Linked DNA regions of Mus musculus: region 1 is linked to region 2. The links are chromatin loops, found by intact Hi-C in ENCODE. Cell type or tissue: left cerebral cortex. All regions are shown on one strand. Links, peaks and the distances in the headings refer to the core of each region. The heading gives the core; the rest is flanking DNA.

What was found. Hi-C counts contacts between places; a loop is a spot of excess contacts. Peaks named below come from ENCODE experiments on the same cell type or tissue, not always from the same donor. Only the 100,000 strongest peaks of a DNase experiment are listed, where the experiment ranks them.
Region 1: a loop joins it to region 2, with 4 times the contacts of the local background. A loop is called at or near these places in 10 of 42 quality-filtered maps.

The regions. Positions count from the first base shown.
Region 1 is chrX:145,666,299-145,669,232 of GRCm38, forward strand. No RefSeq gene overlaps it. Among named protein-coding and RNA genes, the nearest start is that of Amot, 180 kb to the left of the region's middle. In left cerebral cortex, for the core only: no CTCF peak of the experiment used is centred there; no DNase peak of the experiment used is centred there.
Region 2 is chrX:145,538,784-145,541,717 of GRCm38, forward strand. No RefSeq gene overlaps it. Among named protein-coding and RNA genes, the nearest start is that of Amot, 53 kb to the left of the region's middle. In left cerebral cortex, for the core only: a CTCF peak has its summit at 1,707; no DNase peak of the experiment used is centred there.

The DNA of each region.
Region 1 (2,934 bases), core at 247-2,746, 130 kb after region 2:
TTCCTCAGAAAGTGATTGGTTACTTTCACAATGTTTATGGCACTATTGTACCATTGGACATGTGTTTCCAGTCAGTTGTTATTGTAGCTCTTGGGATCTACTAATAAGTAAGATGGCTGATCACTTTACTAATCTCGTAGCACGCATAGAATCTTGCATCATTAGTACTGGGCTGGTACTTACTAGCTTGATTTTTTCCATGTCTTATATTTCATGCATGTGGTTTCCTTAGCAATAGAGTCTTTCCAATAAGTTATAGAGGATAAGGAAGAACAATAAGAGTAGTAGGCCGTTTATAGTTCTGTGAGACTCCATTGCTCCATACTATGAAAAAAGGTAACCTATATCCTTGTTGTTTTATTAGATAATTTATGTTATTTAGGAAAGAGACTGTTTCTCATTGTGGAATAACTTCATTCACACCCATTTTCAGGAAGCTTCAATAATAGTATGTTTCTATACAACATTTACAAAGATTTTAGTGTTTGTTATTCTGCCTCACATTCCCCCCTCTACCCTGCCCGCTTACCATCTCTCCTGTACAACTCTTCTTCATTTATGAATCCCTATTCTGATCTCCAAACAAGCATAGTGTATCTCCCCTCTCTTGAAATCCTAGCTCATTACAAGTTTCCTGACTTCTGAGTAGTCTAGTTTAAACATACAAAAATGTGAAATATTTTATGAATTGAATTTGCATGTCATCATTGCCAAACTAATCTTTTCTGTATTGTTCCAATTTTAGTGTGTATGCTGCTGAATGGGGGAATACTTAAATATGACTTTTAACATGCTTGTTTTTATATTTCCATGGAAATTGTAATTCCGCATTATCTTGAAAATAGTCTCCTTTTAAAAGAAGATAATAGCAACCGTATGTTTTTTGTTGCATTGTTATAACATTGTCTTAGTTTATATTAATAAACTTACATTTATAGATAAGGAAATGAATCATTAGGGATATGTTTAAATTATCTTCATAATAGTGAATAATGTATTTTCATGGACTTGACATTCTAGTGCAGCCAACAGTAAAAGGAAAAACAAAAACAGATGCACAGCAATGTTTATATTGATAAATGCCAGAGAAGAAAGTATGCAAGGAAGGGTATAGCATATAGGGATGGGTAGGATGAGGTAGAATTCCCATTATACAGGGGTTTAATAGGAAGGCTGTGATGGAAAACTACAACTAACATCACACAATGTGTTCTTATTTCAGATAATAAGGCCCTCCAAGTTACTAGAAAAGACAATTCACATTAATTCTGTGAGCACTCTTTGATACATCATGTATCACTTGACTATTTTTATCAGTGGGAGGGTCAGGCTGGTTATTTTATCTCATCTTTTATTTCCCTTGGGAGAAAATCTACCCCAACAGTATTCCCTGCCTTCTGGTCAGTATCTTATCTTCATCTAATGCAAACTGGTGGCTTGCTTTCAACCAGTCTTGTAGTGAAAAATAATCTTAAAGCTTTTCTGGTTTCAAAGATAGGATTATAAACTTTTTGATAGAATTAAAGGTTAGGAAATTTCTATTTCATACCAGAAATGTTTCCCAAGTATTGGGATCTCTTCCAGAACAAATGAATAAATGGAAAAAATATGCGCTAAACTTTGCCTTCTAATGAATGGCGTGGTATTCAGTGTCATCGTAGGGAATATAAAAGAGGAAAGTAGTATAGAAAATAAAGTTAACTTAAACTGAATAGAAAATGAAATTGTTTGAAAAAGAAAATGAGAATGATCTCAGTTCTGCCCTGATTTTGAGGGATGGATGCAGCATTCCCTTTTATGCCTCTTTAATTCAGAAGTATAAAGAAAATTTTAACAGATAATTTTGTGTGTGTGTGTTTTTTATTCTTAACAGTATCCACCGTCTTTTGTCCCTGGTTGTCATTGCTCTCAGGAGTACTGAAAAATTCTATTCCTAAATCATGATTTCAAAGCTGCAATCTAAGGAAAGTGTTTTTACGCAGTTGTTGAAGTATACCATGTAAATATTAGACATAGAATTAATGAATACATCATCAGTTTTTAAAAATAAGTCCAATGGTTTTGGAGAAATGAGGGAGAACAGTTAGAAGTATTAGCAAAGCAGATCTTTGTACAGGTAGTCTACCCAGATTGCATTGTCACCACCGGGAAAATTTGCTACTCCTAGAGATTTATGAATGTATGTATGTGTTGTGAGAGTACATCAGTGACACTGCCACATTCACCCTTTATGTAGCCAGTGCCACTGTCACATACATTAAAGATACTACTTTAATTCTTTTCCTGACTTCAGCTGTCTCTGCTATACAGTTCCAGATGACCAGACAGAGTTTTGCATAATTAATCCCTAAAGACAGCTCTGTGCCTTGTTTCTCCCTTTTGCATTTTCCTATGCGTTAGTTTTGTCCTTTCAGATAAATAGTAAGACCTTTCTAAAAATGGCTTTTCCACAAATAAGTTAGTCTTTTATACATATTGTGTTGGTGACGTTGTAAAAACTCCATTATTGAATTTATGGATTCACAACCCCAGGAAAGGAATGAAATAATTTAGGAGAAAAAAAAAATGCCTGAAGTTTCAGTAGTCCCTCAGAAGTTTAATTGTGTAATCTGGTAGGTCTAACGAATTAAATAACTACCAGTCATTGGCATCTTTATTAGATTAATTGGCCAAGAGAGTTTGGTGAGAGTTCCAAGGTGAGAATAAGTTACACTGAAGAGCAAATCTTGATCAGGTTCAGGAGGATTCTGGGAAACATGTACTACATTAAGGAACTGCCAGAGAGGGCTCTCCCATGAGGAGGATTGGACTTGCATTTATTCAACAGCTATTTATTAGCTCTGGGATAACTCAGGGTCCAAGAGCAGCATGAGAGGTGATTGTTGGATGGAAGGAGACAATACAATGGAAGATTTGTTCTTTGGATCTCCAAAG
Region 2 (2,934 bases), core at 250-2,749:
ATAAATAAATAAATAAATAAATAAATAAATAAATAAATACCTCCTTAGTATTTGGAGGAATACATGACTGCGATCCATGATGTGCACTCTTTTGTTTTAATTTTGTCTACAATCTGTTATTAGCTAGCTCTTTGTTAACTACATGATTTTTTTTTATGTCCAGCTTTTTATAGTACTCATTTGTTGTCTGCATGGGCCCTCCATAAGACTTAAGTGTTGAGAATTTGTAAACTAATGCACAAGAACTCAGAGGTGGGATAAATGTGAGTATGACTGAATACTGAATATTCTAATGACATTGATGGTTAGTTGAAAATTTGATAATGTCATTTGGAGGTTAAAGTATGTAGAGTTAGGCCTAATCAAAAGATGCAATTCCCTGAGGGCTTGACCTATATATTCCTCGTCCTGGCTTCCTTCTTATGTTATTCTATTTATCTAGGTCACTGTTAGTTGAGAAAATGTTCTTCTCCATCTTTATACCACAATGTTATGCTTTACTTTGACTAAGAACCAATTTAGTTAGCCAATAATATAGACTGAGACCTCTGAAACCATGAGCCAAAATAAATCCTTTCTCCTTTAAACTAGTTTGTCTCGGGTACTGAGACTGAAAAAGAACTTGCTAGTTTGTCATTCCAACATGAGAAAGGATTGCAAAAGAATGAATATTTTAATATTTTGGGTCACCCTAATTATCCTAGTTATCTCTGCTCAACTAGATTTTAAAAAATCAACTTGGTCATACCTATTTATCAATAGTCAAGAAATAAGTGAAACCTTAGAGTTTTAACATTTGTTTTGCATCTATAGACAAGTTACCTAGTGATCATTTGTTGCATCTAGTTATTAATAATTGCTCACCAAGTCATAGCTAAGCTACATATCTTCATGTTGCTTTCAGAAAGTGCATCTATATGACTAGTTGTTTTCTGCAGTTATTTGAGCAGAAGTAATGTATTTCTTCTTGTTTGAGGGAGATAATAGGTGTGGTTCCTCTATATAATGATTTTAGACTGTATGTGTTGAAGGCAATGGCATTCTAATGTAGAAGGAATTTGAATGACTGGTTTGAATATAGGATCCCCTGATTAACTCTTGGCTACTCTGAACAATGACTTGAATGAATAAAATAAAGTTTACTGTCTGAAGACTCTGAACTCTTGTGATTTGTTATAACTTTTAAAGTATCTTGTCAAAAACACCTTACCATGGAACTTAATATACTTTATTATTCACTACATATTTTATTTCTATTTCCTACACTTGACTGTGAGTCCTTTGCAGTTGAGTTCAGGGTAAAATTTATTCCTTATTGTATCCTTAGTGTTTAATACAGTAATCACAGGGCAATTACAATATTAGATAGTTTCTATGGAATACTAAAACTGTATCTGCTGGCAGACTCCAATAAGAAACACACTGTGCTAAAAATCCCATGATTCTTTGCCCAAGAATGTTGCTCACTTGCCTTTCTTTTTTACTTTTGATTTTAGGCAATGAAATGAGCTTCATACTTATCTATCTATCTATCTATCTATCTATCTATCTATCTATCTATCTGTTTATTTATTTATTGCTAAAGATCAGCCATGGCTCACACACACAAGAGATCCAAAGACCCTTATTCACATTTTTACATTGTTTCTAAGTAGCCAGAATATTGTTCTAAAAAACTGAATTTCTCCTGCGGGGTCCATAGATGTCAGTATAACATAGGGCAAATATATTGAAAGCTAGCTGCATGTAACATAAAGTTTGCATAAGAAGGATATGTTGAAATTCATATATATGTCTGTGAATGTGCATGCATGCACATATATACATAGGCATGTTGACATGTACATATACATGTCCCATGACATGATAGTTTGAGTAGTCATTCTGGATAAAATCCAACCCAATAAATACAATTAGCCAAACTAGTATTTGGTGAAAGACAACAAAATAAAACCTGTTTATTCAAGAGAATTTTTACTTGAACAGGGTGAATAGTCACATACACAAATGAGCTCCATATTTTAAAAATTGGTGTCTATAATCATAAGGCAAACTAAAATTCCATTGGTCTGTAATGTGTTTTTTTTAACTGAGATAGGTATCCTCTAAGTTACTATGACAAAGAAACTTTCATTGTTGTGTGGAAACATTTTTTTTTAAATTGGGTCTTAGAGAAATCATCAAAAAGATTTCTGAGAAATTTCTGGAACATTCAAGTTATGGCACTTCCTGAATGGGTTTGTTCAGTTCAAAAGGAAACTGGATCCAACACAAAATAAACCCTGGGGTTATCTTAGTGAGTATTTGGTGTGCCAAACAACCATTTGACTTTTGTTTTTATTTTAATTTTTTGACTATTCTTTTGGCTTGGAGGAGCCCTGAGTATACACAATATTACAGAGTACCACAAGACACTGAGCCACTCTGCTATAATCTGATGCAGCAGGATACATGTTTACACTGCTGTTCACATATTGGTCTAAACAGATCTAAGGAAAAGGCACAGGCGGCTATTGTTCTGCTTAGAGACAATGGGATAAGGTTGCAGTTTTCAAAATGAAAGATTTCTGTTATAATTGTACATGTGACACATTCCTTAATCCACTTACATAGAATACATTCCCAATTGCCTCTTAGAGTCAAAAGGACACAATTAGGTCCATATTCAGATGCTAATAAGCATTGCATTATGTAAAGTTGTTTTTCCATTTCAAACCCGGAAAATTAGACCTGCGCATCGGCAATGGATACAGCTTTTCACATAAACACATTTCACTTAGCAGCTGTAGCAGCTGTTTTTCAAGAGAAAGATTTGCTGAATGACTGTTTCTCCCCATAGAAGTAGCCTTTGCAATACACAGTATCCAGTTACCTTAAAAATATATGTAGAGAATTCATTTTTTTTTTCGGCTAAAAAGTGCTTCAAACTTCTCA